Regions from separate parts of the Homo sapiens genome. Here region 1 is linked to region 2. A link is a loop called in an ENCODE intact Hi-C map of the cell type or tissue named here. Cell type or tissue: HepG2. All regions are shown on one strand. Links, peaks and the distances in the headings refer to the core of each region. The heading gives the core; the rest is flanking DNA.

The links. Peaks named below come from ENCODE experiments on the same cell type or tissue, not always from the same donor. Only the 100,000 strongest peaks of a DNase experiment are listed, where the experiment ranks them.
Region 1: it touches region 2 in a loop (21-fold over the local background); 28 of 110 quality-filtered maps call a loop at or near these places.

What each region holds. Positions count from the first base shown.
Region 1 is chr9:69,872,844-69,881,188 of GRCh38, forward strand. All of the region lies in intron 4 of CFAP95 (cilia and flagella associated protein 95), which reads left to right. Among named protein-coding and RNA genes, the nearest start is that of CFAP95, 56 kb to the left of the region's middle. In HepG2, for the core only: a CTCF peak has its summit at 5,211 (motif pointing left); a DNase peak (open chromatin) is centred at 5,218; H3K27me3 peaks cover 357 bases.
Region 2 is chr9:69,545,673-69,554,017 of GRCh38, forward strand. All of the region lies in intron 1 of APBA1 (amyloid beta precursor protein binding family A member 1), which reads right to left. Among named protein-coding and RNA genes, the nearest start is that of APBA1, 120 kb to the right of the region's middle. In HepG2, for the core only: CTCF peaks have their summits at 808 (motif pointing left) and 3,941 (motif pointing left); a DNase peak (open chromatin) is centred at 3,929; H3K27me3 peaks cover 679 bases.

The DNA.
Region 1 (8,345 bases), core at 249-8,248, 330 kb after region 2:
CCAAATGCAGAAGAAATAAGAAACCAAAGAAAGAGGCAGACAAATCTGGGTCATAGGTTTCGGGTAGTTTAAGGGGAACTTAAAAGCAGGGAGACTTACAGAAGAATGGTCTTGGGAGGCTACAATACAGGTAGATCTCCACATCACAAATCCCCAGACCCAGGGCTTAAATCTTGGGGAAAGTATCCCTGCTCTGGAAGGAATGTGTAGGTGGCTATGGGTGTCAAAGCCTATGATTTCCAGAACAACAAGGGTCGTTTTGGAGGAAACTTACAATCAGTAGGTCTTCCTACATAAAGAGTAATATATCAGTCAGAAATTTGGGAGGCATTCTTGAACTTGGGGTTAGTTAGAAGTTACATGGTGGATTGACATTTAAAATAAAGTCACTCTTCTCTCCATGTTGCCACTGCACTCTAGCTAGGGTGACGGAGTGAGATCCTGTCTCCAATAAATAAGATAAAAAAATAAGCCTGGCATTCAGCAGCTGTGGATTTGTTCTGTGGCTAATTCAGCAGGTAGAAGTAGGAGGAAATGACCGGCATGTCTGTATCAGCTCAACCTAAGTTTTTTTGTTTGTTTGTTTGTTTGTTTGTTTTTGTGAATGATGGTTGCTGTTAAGAATGAGACAGAGTTTTCCAGAGTGGTTGTAGATTGCGGCCTCACCTGCACAATGCACCCCGTCACCTCAACACAGGGTCAGGTAGATTCCGTGACCCGCTGTGGCTATATTTATCTTAAGTAATGAATACTGCTTCTACTGCTGCCAGTGACAAGATTAACTCCAAATTAGTTCTCTGCTTCTTTAAGTCACGTACTCACATTCAGACTCCTAGATGACCCGTCTGATTTGGTGAATACATGTCACATGCCCTTGTTCTGGCTGCCAGGAAGCTGGGTGATAAAATATCTGCCCCCCATCTAGACAAAACAGAAAAGAAACAGTTGATCTTTAAGGTTTCTTTGAGCCTAAGAAGCTGTGATTCTGTGGGCTTGGGTACATCATCTTGTCATCCAGTCACATATGTTACCACTGGTGTTAGGGCAGCTGTAGACGTTTTAACTCATACCATGAATTTTATGATAACTCCATTATCAGACACCTTTTCCTTTCTTATCTTACGAAACATCTTTCATTGTACTCTGCCTTATAAAGTATATAATAACTACAACTGTTAAAGACAAAAGAGGGCACGTGTAGCAAATTGTGGGTGGTGCAGGGTGAAAGCCAGCCACCTAAATTCCCGGCATCCTTACAGTGTGGCATATCCTAGTGAATTTACTGGTTTCTGGTTTTACATTTCCAGAAAGCCTGTTTTTATCAGTACTTCAGAATTTATCTGACACATGGAGATCAACTCGTGCTCATTAAATCACGATAAACACCAGAATTCTAAGTAGTTAATTTATAATGAGAAATAAAAATTTCAAGCACACCAGACGGTCATGTCAGCCTAATAAAAGGCATTCTCTCTCTGTGAAAAACCATACGGGAAGCCAAACAATCATCAGAATGTTGTTCACTCTTTGGAATCAGAGCAAGGGGAGTTGGTTACGTGATTACAATGATTAATGGCCTTAGACTTTGGTGGCCTGATTGTAATAGGATTCTTTCGGTTGTAAGGAACAAAAACACAATTAAAATTTTCTTGGGCAAAAAGGACAGTTTATTAAAAGAGTACTGGAGTGCCTCATGGAACTTTGGGAAAGTCCTTGGAAGAGCCTGACTTCAGAGATGACTGGACTCAGGACTAAAAAAAACCTGGGATTCTCTTCCTGTTGGCTTTATTCCCTCCCGCTGAGGACCAACTTCTTCCACCGGCTGGAGGATATTACATCTCTCAGTTACTGTCACGGGAGAGTGAGTGCCCCTTTTCCAGTAGTTTCTATTAAGAAAAGGAAATCCCAAAGAGGGCCCTGATCAGACTGGTATTTGGACCTAAGAGCCACGAGTAGGGATGGGAGCTGTAAAGCAGAGCCACCTGGCACAGGCTTGTTCCTGCTGGTTCCAGATAATGACTTAAATCACTGTTGGCTGTCAGTAAGTCCGGGTTGGTGGATTGACATTGATGTAGTCCAGCTCTGCTTCCAGAACCAGGGGGATCTGTTTGTAAACCAGGATACCTCTTCCCCAAGACAATGCCTAGAAATAATGCCTCTGTTGTTTTTCTGACCTCTTGCTTCCTGGAGTTTCTCTGAAGGGCATTTCTCTTAATGGACTTGTTCTTTTTGCTACAGCTAATATCTAGAGGAATATCCATGTTGATTTCCCATATTTTTATTCTCAAAAGACCACCTTATTTCAAATTTGGGGAGCACATAATGTACTCTCTATCACTTAAAAATTGATTGTTGCCCTGTTTTTTGGATTTTTTTTTTAAGGGGGTGAGGGAAGGAGAAGGCAATCACAAAGAGTTGGTGAGTAATTGGCTGAAAGTCATCATTCAATATTATAAAAGTTTCCATTTTGTTCCACAATGCCTTTTTAGAAAGATAACTGAATGTTTTAATCTTTCACCTGTATTTACTTTGCATACTCAGTGTAGTTAATCTATATCTCTTTATATTCTAATTTTATTTTTATTGATTTAAATATTCAATGAATGTTTCTCATTGCCTACTTTGTATCAGACTCTGTGCTGGGAGGTGATAATAAGGAGAGGCAAAAGGGCTCAATTAGGAGGGATAGGTTTCTATCTGCTTTACACGAGTGGAGAGATACCCAAAAGCTGACCTGCAGGACAGTTCTACCCAAAGCAACTCTCCAGTGTTCTGCTGGGGTTCCTGATAAGCATATCATTTGAGTCATAACTTTGAGTAGGAAGAGGGTAGGGAAGCAAGTTCACTGTTGTCTATTAACACAAACATATTTTAAGATTATGGAATATTTTCATTATCTAAAATACTCTTCAAACATCCATCTACTCATTACCCAGTTATAATGTAAGTTAATATTTTTACTATACATGCTTCAATGTTTTTAAAGAAATGGTTTATCATGATTTATATGGCCATTCAATATATCCATTTTCTTGCAGGACATTAGCTTCCAAATTTTCACTATTACAAATAAGGCCACAGTAACTGTCATTATACACATCTCCTTGAATATATATGTAAGAGTTTCTTTATACACCATAAATATTACAATTATAAATCACCAATTCGCAATAACATTTTTTAAAAAAGAGTTTTCTTTATACTCAGAATTGTTGGGTAATAAGACATATGCACCTTCAATTTTGCAAGATATTGCCACTAGTTTTGCTTGAACATATTTATTGTTTCATATCCTTATAAATAGGGATTTTTAATTTTTATCAATCTAATAGATATTACATGGCATTTCATTGTTGTTTTACTTTGCATTTCACTAATTACTAAATTTGATTTGCAAGAGTTTTAAAGGCTGGGCACAGTGGCTCAGGCCTATAATCCCAGCATTTTGGGAGACCAAGGCAGGTGGATCTCTTGAGGCCAGGAGTTCAAGACCAGCCTGGCCAACATGACAAAACCCCATCTCTACTAAAAATACAAAAATTACTTGGGCCTGGTGATGCATGCCTGTAGTTCCAGCTACTTGGAAGGTTGAGGCAGGAGAATTGCTTGAACCTGGGAGGCAGAGGTTGCAGTGAGCCATGATTGTGCCACTGCACTCCAGCCTGGGGATGACAGAGTGAGATTTTGTCTAAAAAGAAAAAAAAAAGAGTTTTAAAAAATTAATTCTGTTATTAATCCTCTTTTGGTTAGATTTATTTTATTGATCCTCTTTTGGTTAGATTTATTTCATTTTATTTTACTATTTTTTTGAGATGGAGTCTTGCGCTGTCTCCCAGGCTAGAGTGCAATGGCGCAGTTTTGGCTCACTGCAACCTCCGCCTCCTGGGTTCAAGTGATTCCCCTGCCTCAGCCTCCCAAGTAGCTGGGACTACAGGCACCCGCCAGCACGCCTGGCTAATTTTTGTATTTTTAGTAGAGACGGGGTTTCACCATGTTGGCCAGGCTGGTCTCAAACTCCTGACCTCAAGTGATCCACCTGCCTTGGCCTCCCAAAGTGTTGGGATTACAGGCATGAGCCACTGCACCCAGCCTTTTGGTTAGATTTATAATAAACATCTTCTTCCAGTCTATGACTTTTCTGAAAACTTTGTTTATAGTATCTTTTGATCAACAGAAGTTTTAATTTACAATTTAGTCAAGACCTAAATATGAAATGTCAAATTCTAAAATTTTAGAAATTTCATATATAATGCATACATATATACGTAATATACATGTAATTATATATGCTTATATGTAATATTTTTATAAGACTAAAGGTTTAGCCCAGCATCACGTGACTCACTCTTTCCTCACTAACTTGTAAGGCCATTTCCATCATACACCAAATTCCTATATTTAAGCAGTTCTGCTTCTAGGCTTTACATTTTCTCAATTGGTCTATTTTTATACTGACTCTCTTTGGCACTTCATAGAGTCATATGACTATTAGGATTTGTTTGTCAAGTTCTACAAAACACCTTATTGGTGTTTAGATTGGAAGTGCTTTAAATTTTTTGGATGGAATAATTGCTATCATTATATCCACCATTCCACACGTACATAAATTATTTTACGTTTTTCCACAACATTTTGTATTTTCCCCATAAATGACTTGTATATCTTCTGTTACATGTATTCTTATAGGAAACAGATATTTTGTTGCAAGTATAAATGGGATTTTCCTCCTTTGATTATGCTTTCTAATTTCTTGTTGCAGGTATATGGCTATGCTATTTTTGTATATTGATCTTTTATCCAACAACCTTGCTGAAACTTGCCTATTGTTATAATTTGTAGATTCTCTTGTATTTTTAAAAATGTAAACAACTTTGTCATCCATGGAAGATGATGATTTTGTTTCCTTTATTCCAATTATGCTATTTGCTAATGTTGATTTTGCTTGTCTTTCTTGTTTTACTGCATTTTCTAGGCTCTCTAGTGCATTATTGAATAGAAATGCTAATGGAGGACTTCTGTGACTGGGACTATTTCAGGGGGAGAATTTTCATGAGCTTAGTTTTTATTCTTCTTTATTGTGTTCTTCTCATAGTAATGTTGCCTTGTTCTGTTCATTTAAAGTATGATGGATTTTCCTGGACTAGCAGCAATCATAGATAATTCTATCCAGGAGGAATGAAAACTTTGGGCAGTTTGCTCAATATCCTAGTTCAAGAGTGCCCTCTTCAGTTCTAACAGTGAAGTGAGGCTTATTTAATTAATGACACGTTTCTGGGGTGGTGAAACATAGGAGGGAGTGATGTTTACTGATAATCGTGATACTACCTTACAGCCCTAGGATCCTTATTTTCTTGTGTTTTATTTCTCATTTTTCTTTACCTTCTAGTTGTACTGCTCCTTCCCAGAAGCAGTGTCTTCCCAAGACTATAACTGTGGTCCTGGATACTTCCTTGAAAAGTCATGCTTCAGATCTTCTGGTCTTAGACTTGTTCTTACGATTTCCTCATCAGGGAAGGGCGTTCTCCTTCTGTGGGTGCTGTCCTCTGTGTTTCACCCCTGCTAGAGACTTGCCACCTCTCCTGTCTTCCATATAATCCCTGCCTGATTCTGTTTCAGCATGGGCTCTGATTTGGCTCTACGGATTCTGGACTGTTCTACCTACATGTAAATCCAAGTTTGTGGTATTCCCTATCCTTCACTATGCTCTACCTCTGGGCAATTGTGAAGTTTTATTTGCTTTACTGTTGACCTGTATGGTTTTGGAGGATGTATGTAGAGATTTGGATTTAAGGAACCAAAGGGTTGAGAAATGTGTGTTACAATCTTCCTGCATAAATGTGGATTTGTCATTTTATTTCTGTGATTCTGGTCTATTTTTGTCTTACGTATTTGTATTGGGCTGTTCTTGCATTGCTATAAAGAAATCCCTGAGACTGGGTAATTTACAAAGAAAAGAGGTTTAATTGGCTCACAGTTCTACAGGCTTTATAGGAAACATGGTGCTGGCATCTGCTCAGCTTCTAGGGAGTCCTCAGACAGCTTTTACTCATGGCAGAAGGTGAAGGGGGAGCAGGCACATCGCATGGCAGAAGCAGGAGCAAGAAAGAGAGTTGGGGGGCAGGAGCTACACACTTTTATATGACCAGATAGTGCGAGAACTCACTCACTATTATGACGATGGCACCAGGCCATGAGGGATCTGCCTCCATGACCCAAACACCTCCCCCCAGGCCTCACCTCCAGTATTGGGAATTACAATTCAACATGAGATTTGGGCAGGGACAAATATCCAAACAGTGTCAATATTCTATATGTTGTTAGGTTTATTGACATAAGATTGTTATATACTTTCTTGGTGACTTGCTCTTTTAATCAGTAGATAATGATCTTTGTAACTAGTAATTTTTGCTCAAAGTCTCTTACATAGGATGTTATTATAAGAATTCAATTTCCTTTGGTTAATATTTGCTATTGTTGACCAAAAGATCACCAGGATGGCTAAATAGTAGAAAGGAGAGCTTTATTGGAGATATTGGTTTGGAAGCTGGGAAGAGAAAGTCTCCAGCATGGACGAGGGGAAGCACAGTTTGGGTTTTATGCCTCACAGGGCCTGAATCATGCATATTCAGGAGGTTCGGGGGGAAAAGCTATACGTATTTATGAGGGAGCTGTGCGCATATGTAATGGATAAATATGCATATGACATACATCCTACGTTCACTTTGGGACTGGGTTTTAACATTAAAATGAGGTGGAATTTGGCTTTATCAAAGGGTGAACTTTAGGACACAAAGACAGTTTATGCACAGCCTCTATCAGCTGGCTGAAACTGTTTAAAGGTCTGCAATTGCTTATCAGAGAAGAAAGTTTGTAAGGCCAGTCCTTTATCCAATTAGAGTCATAGTGGTTTGGATCGTAAGTCAGAATTAGGACAATTGGCCTGATATCTCCTATTGTTAGGATATTTAGTGAGAATTTAGAAATTTGCCATGCCAAACCATCCCTGAATCCCCAACCCATAGGTAACTTTTTGTTTTTTTTTTAACCTTAGGTTCTGTCTTAGTTGATAAAGGGGCATCTATTTTGGTCTCTCACATCACACTGTATATACTTTTATATATTTTTGTTTGTTTTGGTTTATTTTTTATTATTTTATGTTTAATTTTTGTGGGTACATAGTAGGTGTATGTATTTATAGAATACATGAGATTTTGGTACAGGCATGCAATGCATAATAATCACATCATGAAAAACTGGGTATCCATCCTCTCAAGCATTTATCCTTTGTGTTACAAACAATCCAATTATACTCTTTTAGTTATTTTAAAGTGTACAATTAAATTACTATTGACTATAGTCCCCACGTTGTGCTATTAAATACTAGGTCTTACTCATTCTCTCTATTATTTTTTGTACCCATTCACCATCCCACCTCCCCACTATGCCATCCCTTCCCTGCCCTGACTATCCTTCCCATCCTCTGGTAACCATCCTTCTACTCCCTATGTCCATGAGTTCAGTTGTTTTGGTTTGTAGATCCCTCAAACACGGTGAGAACATGTGATATTTGTTTTTTTTGTGCCTGGCTTATTTCACTTAACATAGTGATCTCCTGTTCTATCAATGTTGTTGCAAAAGACAGAATCTCATTCTTTTTAATGGCTGAATAGTGGTTCATTGTCTATAAGTACCACATTTTCTCTATCCATTCACCTGTTGATGAATTCTTAGGTTACTTCCAAATCTTGGCTATTGTGAACAGTGCTGCAACAAACTTGGGAGTGCAGGTATTTCTTTGATATACTGATTTCCTTTGTTTTGCATATATACCCAGCAGTGGGATTGCTGCATCATATGATAGCTCAATTGTTAGCTTTTTGAGGAACCTCCAAACTGTTCTCCATAGTGGTTGTACTAATTTACATTCTTACAACAGTATATAAGGGTTTCCTTTTCTCCACATCCTCACCAGCATTTGTTATTGCCTGTCTTGTGGATATAAGCCATTTTAACCGGCATGAGATGATATCTCATTGTAGTTTTGGTTTGCATTTCTCTAATGATCAATGATGTTGAGCACCTTTTCATATGCCTATTTGCCACTTGTATGTCTTCTTTTGAGAAATGTCTATTCAAATCTTTGGCCCATTTTTTGATAGGATTATTAGATTTTTTTTTTCCTGTAGAGTTGTTTGAGCTCTTTATATATTCTGGTAACTAATCCCTTGTCAGATGGGTAGTTTGTAAATATTTTCTCCAATTCTGTGGGTTATCCCTTCGCTTTGTTGATTGTATCCTTTGCCATGCAGAAGATTTTTAACTTGATGTGATCCCATTTGTCTACT
Region 2 (8,345 bases), core at 244-8,243:
TTTGTAACCGTCAGGGTGACTTTTAAAATGCACATATGTAAGAAGTCTTCTTTACTATAAAGTCATCACGCATTCATGATGATGATTTTATAATGTCCTGAATCTTCTCATTTTGGCTCAGATGTGAAATGACTTTGAATGCAAAAAGAAAGAGTATTTGAAAACAAGATATTTTTGCCAATTAACTTACAAATGAATGACCTTCAGTATATATGCTTGTAAACATCATGGAAGATACAGGTGGAAGTCACCTCTTCAAAGAAAGAGGGGGTATTTGAAGAGCTACTTCTGCTTTAGCTAGAGGGAAAACACTTTTTTATTTTTCATAAGTTTATAAATTTTCTAAAGTATGACAAACTTTGAAATTATACAAGATAAATTTACTTTAAAAAATTAGGAATTCAGACTGAGAATTCTTCAGTCCTTCAGATTGAGAATGCAATCTGAAAATGAGGTTGTCATTTGTATTTGGGGGGTATCATTTGTATTTTTTGGCCTACATTTTATTTCATCAGCATAAAAATCAGCATTTTGCCTTTCAGGCTAACCCATGAAACTGTGGAAATCTGAAATCCTTCTGATCAGAGCATTCACAACAGTAGCAGAGCGAGTTATTCTGATGCGGAGGTCAGTCTACTTCAGTGCTGGGGAAATAACTGCCAGAGATATGTTGTGGGTTGCTTTTCCTGCCCACAGTTCCATTTCTGTAGGAACTGTTCCCACTCAGGGACTCTGCCTGAGCTGCCATGATTTAATTAGGGAAGACCAAGAAAACTGGAGGGAGTAAGATAACCAAGAGGGCGCTGCCCCCTAATGGCTTCCACGGTCACAGATCCATTCCTAGGGTCTGGCCATCCTCTTTTCTGAGAGGTCTTTCTATAGGTGTGACCAATTCCTCCTTAACTAGAACTAGCTTAAGTAAGTTGCCCATTTCTGGGGGGAGAGATACTTTGCAAAGATTAATTTTATCATTTTTCCATGTTAAATACACATGGTGGGCAAAAGAAAAAACATCATAAACTATGTTTCTTATAATATATAACATTAGGGAATAAATCTTAAAGTAAGGAGCAGGAGAGAGCAAATGGTTTAGAGTTAAAAGATATAAACAATAACTTAGGATCTTTAAGAGGCTGCTGAAGCTCTTTGTGCCTCAGTTTCCTGAAGTGTCAATGAAGGCAATGCTGATATGCACCCTTCTGACCCACCTACTTTATAGAGTTACTGCAATGATAAAATGAGATCACATATGTGAAAAAGCTACGGCAGTTTAAAAGTGTTACGCATACATTTAAAACTACTTCTGTTTTGAAATTATTAGGGCTAAATTTAGTATTAAGAAAGTTCCTTTTTCACAGGTTATTTCCTGTTGCTAGAAGACACTTATGAATCTTGTAAGTCTTTAGATTGAGAATCAATTGTCGGAGTACAGAGACCAGTGAGGAATTAAATTCAGTTGCTTAAGAACAGGGCAACCCCTCTTCTCTCACGCCCTCAATATTGTTCTCTCATACAAAAGAAATCCAGAGGGGGACAGTCCAAGGATGGTACTGGAGTTTTACAATACTGTTACGGAACAACTCAGCTCTTTCCAGCTCTCCAGTCAGCCATCCTTAGAGCTTGACTCCCACATTTCCAAGATGGCAGCCTCAGTGCCTGCCACGTGTCTGTATTCCAGGCAGGCAACAGGGACAGGGCATAGGTAAAGAAGGTGCATTTCAGCAGTCAGCTTCTTTTAGAGAGCTTCCCTAGAATCCCCATCTAGTGACTTCCATTTATATCTCCTCAACCAGAAATGTGTCACACTGACCACCCCTAGCTGCAAGGAAAACTTAGAACCAGGGTTGTTGTTTGGCTGGACACCTTGCTACCCCAAATAAAATCTGGGTTCTCTTAGTAATGAAGAAAGGAAGAATGCATATTGAATAGGTCTCTCTTACACTAGCCACTGAAAATGCTGATTACTAGAATTTGAGGCAATTGTATTAATTGTCCATTTTTAAGATAGTTTAATGCTAGACATATTGGTGATACCCTAAAAGAACCAAAGCCCCACTGCCTTGGCCAGTGCCATGACTTCAAGGCTGGAAGAAGATCCAAGCTTTCCCCATTTCAGTCAAGTGCTTTACTCAGCAGTCTACTCCATGTCTGGTTTCCAACACAACCACCACCTGGGGTTCCTACCAACCCAAGAGATGGGTTCAGTGGTGTGGTCAGTGGAAAATGGCCTCCAAAGATGTCCACACCCTGGGTCCCAGAACTTGTACAGATGTTACCTTACATTACAAAGGGATTTTGTAGACCTAATTAAGAGGATGAATCTTAAAATGGGGAGATTATCCTGGATCATCTGGGTGGCCCAACCTAATCATGAGTCCTTAAAAATGGAGAATCTTTTCCAACTGTGTCAGAGAGATGGGACCAAAGAAAGAGGAAAGATTCAAAACATGAGGAGGACTTGGCACAATCCCCTCTCCTGCTGCTGACTTGGAAGACGGGAGAAAGGAACATAAACCAAGCAATGCAAGCAGCTGGGAATGACCCTCAGCCCACAGCTGCATGGAAATGGAAACTTCAGTCCTACAACCTCAGGGACCTACATTTTGCCAACCTGAATGAGTAAGAAAATGGATCATCCCTTAGATCCTCCAGAAAGGACAGAGCCCTGCCGACGCTTTGCTTTTAGCTCCATGGGACCTGTGTCAGCTTCCCATCTACAGAACCTTAAGATAATAGGTTTTTGTTGTTTTATGTCACTACGTTTGTGGTAATTTGTTACAGCAACAATAGGAAACTAATATAAGTGGGTTGGCAGAGGCTGCAAGCTCTTCCGAAATATTCTTCATAGCTTTAAGCAAGCTAATAAATGAAATGTCTCCTTACCTGCACAGAAACAGTTTCTGACAAATTAACGGACTGGAGGCCATTAAAGGGTAAAAGGCAATAGGGTGCTCAGGAGGTAAGCAAGAAAAAGGAAAAGATGGGGAAGGACTGAAACCCTGGAAGAGAAAGAACATGGTTATGTGCTGTTGGAGGCTGCCTGCACCAATGCCATTTGGTCACACATGCCCTCAGGGCTGGCCATGTTGGACATGCTCTAGATTGAACACTCTGCTCATTAACTGGTTGCAATGCTCCCCTCCTCCCCACAAAGCCCCTTTGTTCTTCTCTTTGAGGCAAACAAGTTCATTTGACTTCGGATCTCATCTGGAGTTGAAGTAGCTGACATCTACTTTGTTACAGAAGCAGCTGCTGAGGCAGCAGGACAGCTGAAGCCCTGAAATGCCCGGGGTGGTGGGAACCAGACCTCTTAGAGTAAGAGCAAAGGCCGGGTAGGGCTAGTCTTCATGATGGGCATGCAGGGAAATCACAGGGACAGACTCAAATGTCTACAGGGCCACACAGATGATGCAAATGAGTGAAGCAAGCCAGGTAGAAGAAAAAGCAATATATAGTAGTTACAGAACAGCACAAGCGCCAACGCCAAACAAATCCAGGGGAAGGCCGTTGCAGGCTCTCACTTTGCAATCTCATCTCTAAAGCAAAGGACAGGGCACATTAGTGGATGTAAAGAGTGGGCTGGCTGTCAGTCACCCTGCTAGATGTGGGTTTTGGGGAGGAGAGGCTGTAGCCTTACTGTCATTCTCCAAACACTAAGCCCATGCCTGGGACACTATAGGTGCTTAGAACACTGTTTAAGAATGTCGTAGAGAGGATACACAGCCAGCCGAGGCCTCTGCACTTTTTGTCGTCTTGCCCTCTGCCCCACTTTCACCCAAAGTTGTCTCAAAACCCACATATTTCACTTTTTGCCACTTCGATCCTATGAGTCACCAACTTCACACTCTATCAGAATCATGACATGGCCCATGAATTTTAACTCTCAAGTTCGTCTACGACTTCTCAAAACCCCTCGGCCTCACTGGCCTGTAGGTGACCTCTCGTGGTAAAAGAGGGTAACTGCACAGTGAAGAACCTTTTACATCCGAAAAATTCGATTCATATCAATTCAATCAATAGTTATAAAGTGTCCGAGGAAGAAGAAAAAATAAAAGTAGGGGACCTTTAAAACAAATCGTAACTTTTTCAAAAAAGGAATACTTTGAGGTGGATAGAAACACGGAAAGAAGGCTTACATTGGGACAGAGGAGATATAATTTTCTAATTCATATTTTTCTAACTTATTTCCCAGGATTGCTGAAAAATTGGAACTGAGTTTTCCAATCATTTAGTACAGGCTTTCGATCCTAAAGATATGGCACAGAATCTGGAGTCTGGTATACATAATATGTGCAAATTTGAGGCACATCATTTAAAGTTTCTGAGACTCAGTTTCTACATCTGAAAAATGGGAATAATACCAGTTCCACTTAACTTCTATGATTGTTATGAGGTCTAAATTAGATGAGATATGTACAGTGTTTTCTGTATTGGACCTTATAATCTTTTGGTTCATGATATATTCTCATCAGTCCTCATGCAGCTTGCTTTCATTTATTTAGCTGTTTTATTATAAACTGTACTTGTAACTGTAAAGTGTTGTGCACATATTAACTTAGGGATGCAGTGATAAAAATAATAAACTTGATGGAAAATTATGCAATTTCTTTCCATGATATAAACATGAGTTAGATTGAGTTCTTCTTCCTCCTTTCCTTTTAAATGCTCTCTGGAATTTTTCTCATCCTCTTTCTCAAATCAATTCAGTCATCCTTTATTTTATTTTTTTACCTCTTCTGTATTCAGTTTGTTCCCATATTATTTTATAAGTGCCCTTCAATTAATTCATTAATGTAGGTTCTTATTTGAAATAATACAAAGAGAAATCATGTATTATGGTAGAGGGTTGGAGCAAATTACCTTTAAGTCACTCATTCATCCATTCATTCTGTAAATATTTAGTGAGCTTCTATTATATGGCATTGTGATAAGCACGAGGGATATAAAGTGAATAAAATGAACAAGGTCTTTGCCCTCATGGAACTTACCCTGAGGAGTTTACAATAGAAATAATTAAACATATCCTGTGAGCTCTGAGAAGTGCTGTAAAGAGAATAAACAAGGGTGAAGATACAGGAGATGGGAGAGTGAGCATGTAGTTATCTGGGGAAAAGCATTCCATACAAAGTGAACAGCAAGTTCTAAAGTCCTGAGGTGGGAGCAAAGAGGAGCATCATACAGTCCTCTACCATGTGTAAGTAATTTATTGGACATCTCATGGATATATGTGTACAGTCTATCAATATGCATACATAGATATGTATAAACATAGATATATGTATAAATATATAAGTAAATATACATAAAATACATACATTATATGAATATCTTAAAACCTTATCAGGAGCGTGTTAAACCTTAGCTATGAGAAAAAATAGTATTGACATATCCTGCCTTCAGATAAAGTTCATTAAACATATTTTTGGGACAAGAAAAAATCTGGAAAAGTAATTTAATGGATACTTTTTGGATGGCCTTGGTGACAGATTTCCAGGAATGAGGTCACGGCTGCTTTGTTAACACTGCTATACATTGTCACTTGTAACAGCATATGTAGCTTCACAACTTAACATCAATATTTTAAAAAGTAAAATAATCTGGCTGGGCGCGGTGGCTCATGCCTCTAATCCCAGCACTTTGGGAGGCTGAGGTGGGCGGAACATGAGGTCAGGAGTTCGAGACCAGCCTGTCCAACATGGTGAAACCCTGTCTCTACTAAAGATACAAAAAATTAGCTGGGCGTGGTGGCACACGCCTGTAATCCCAGCTACTCGGGAGGCTGGGGCAAGAGAATCGCTTTAACCCGGGAGGCGGAGGTTGCAGTCAGCTGAGATCATGCCACTGCACTCCAGCCTGGGTGACAGGGTGAGACTCCGCCTCAAAAAAAAAAAAAAGTAAAATAATCTGTTTACTTTGTAAACATTAGCTTATGGAATTTCAGGACCAATCTCTTTGTTTTCTGTATTTTTTCTGCCAATATTACATGATTTTATTACAAAAGAAGTCTGGGTGAACTTTTTTATTGCTGGAACGAAAATCCTAATTACTCTGTATCATGGAGTTTGAAGGCAAGGAGAAACAAGGCTGTTGAAAGGTTCCATGAAATCTCTATCAGTGCAAAACCTGTGTACCATGAAATGGTAAATCTGCAACATTTCATTTTTTCTTCTAATCTTCGCTGTACAGACAGTTGCAGGCTTTCTCTTTCTCTACTTCCCTTAATTCCATAAAACTTTAATGCCTACTCTGCAGAAGGCATGGCATCTATGGTTTGAGATGGAAAGACACACAGGAGGGGAAGAACTGACTTGTGCTGAGAGGCCAACATGAAACTGTTCAGAGTTTTAAAGACATATCACACAGTTCACTATGGACAGAAACTTGGAGGTGGCAGTTCCTGCAGAAGTGTTGGGAATATGGCTGGAAAGACTGAGAAGAAAGTATCCTGAAAGCTTTGAATATGACAATGGAAGAGGCTGTTTACAAAATTTTCAGCCATCATGAGGATTTTAAAAAGGAAAAAATGAAATGATAGCACCAGTGTTTGCCTCCAAGATGATCTTCACAAGTTGGGTGATTATTACATTTAGGCTGAGCCTAGATATGTCCTCCACCTTGCTTGATTCATTGTGTTTTTCTGTTCAAGTATTAGAAAACACGTACCACAGAGCGAATGGAGAGTAATCAGCTAATGGCTCATTATTTATGTATAAAATGAAGATGTCCTGCACGAAAATCAATTCACATTGAGTTCAAATGCACACTCACATTCATCTCTAAGTAACTTATTCCCCCACTACCCCCATGGAGGATTTTAACAAACCCAAGCTGGGAAGATGAATTTACAACCCAATTTGTTCTTTTCTCCAAATTGAAATATCAATGCATCCAAAGAGAGATTTAAAATCAATGACACTTCTAAATTCAACACAGATACGCTGTCTAGCATTTCAAGACTAGAACTTATTGTTAAAGTGAGTACTGTTTATACTGTTTATTCTGTTTCAGAGCAAAAGCTATACTTAAAAAAGTTGAGATCCAATTCATTCATGTACAGGAAGCTACCCTGACAGGTTTCATTGGGTTTTAAAATCAGAGTTGAGTGGTCGCTTCAATTTTACAGAAATGGAGTTTATAAAATGTAAACCCTAGAGAGACTGATATTTTTCAGAGTTAATTTCCTTCTACCCTCACCTTGCTCATCTCTGCAAATGAAATGGTGCCCTTTCTTGGGCTTTTTTTTTTTTTTTTGATAGGGTCTTACTCTGTTGTCCAGACTGAAGTGCAGTGGCACAATCTCAGATCATTGCAGCCTCAACCACCAGGGTTGAAGCAATCCTCCCACCTAAGCCTCCTGAGTAGCTGGGAATACAGGCATGTGCCACTACACTCGGCTAATTTTTGTATTGTTTTTGTAGAGACAGGGTTTCTCCATGTTGCCCACGTTAGTGTTGAACTCCTGGGCTCAATTGATCTGCCTGCCTCGGCTTCCCAAAGTGCTGGCATGAGCCACCATGCCCAGCTGGCACTTTTCTTTTAATGGAGGTATAACTTAGATACCATAAATGCACAGATCTTAAATGTACAATTTGATGAATGTGTGTATGTGTGTGTGCGCTTGTATACACATCCTTGTAAGATATAAACCATTTCCATCACCCTAGAAAATTCCTTTTTGCCCCTTCTCAGCCAATACTTCCCCTTACCCCTATAGGTAACTGCTATTCTCACTTATATCATCAGAGATTAGATGTACTTGTTCTGTTCTTGAACTTCATAAAAATCTAATCTTAGAGTATATACTCTTTTGTGTCTGGCTTTATTAACTCAATATAATGATTTAAAATTCACCCATGTCATTGTATCTATCAGTAACTCAGAATTTTTCACTGTTGAGCAGTATAGCATGGTATGAATATACTTCAATTTGTTCATCCATTATTTTACTGATGCACATTTAGGTCACTTCCAGCACGGACACTGTTTTTGACAGATTTCCATGGGGGTTAAGACTGGGATAGATGGACATAGCAAATGATCTGAGAATTCTAAGTTTAGGAGCCACAGATCTTTTCTACAGACTGTTCTACATACTTTACATCACAAGTTCCTGCCACAAATAGAATATACCTTTCTCACACCCTATAAAGTATCTGAATCAAAATGATTAAGCATCCAATTAAATATATTTGGTTCAGCGTGGTGCTAATAAACACACAAGTGTGGACTGAATCTTATATGGTCTTATTGGTTTTTCTGGTGAAAAGGGCTCCATTTCCAGGTCTTAGAAAACAACAGAGACCCCCTTGAGCCATCTCAGCAGGGCATGCAATTGAGCACAAAGG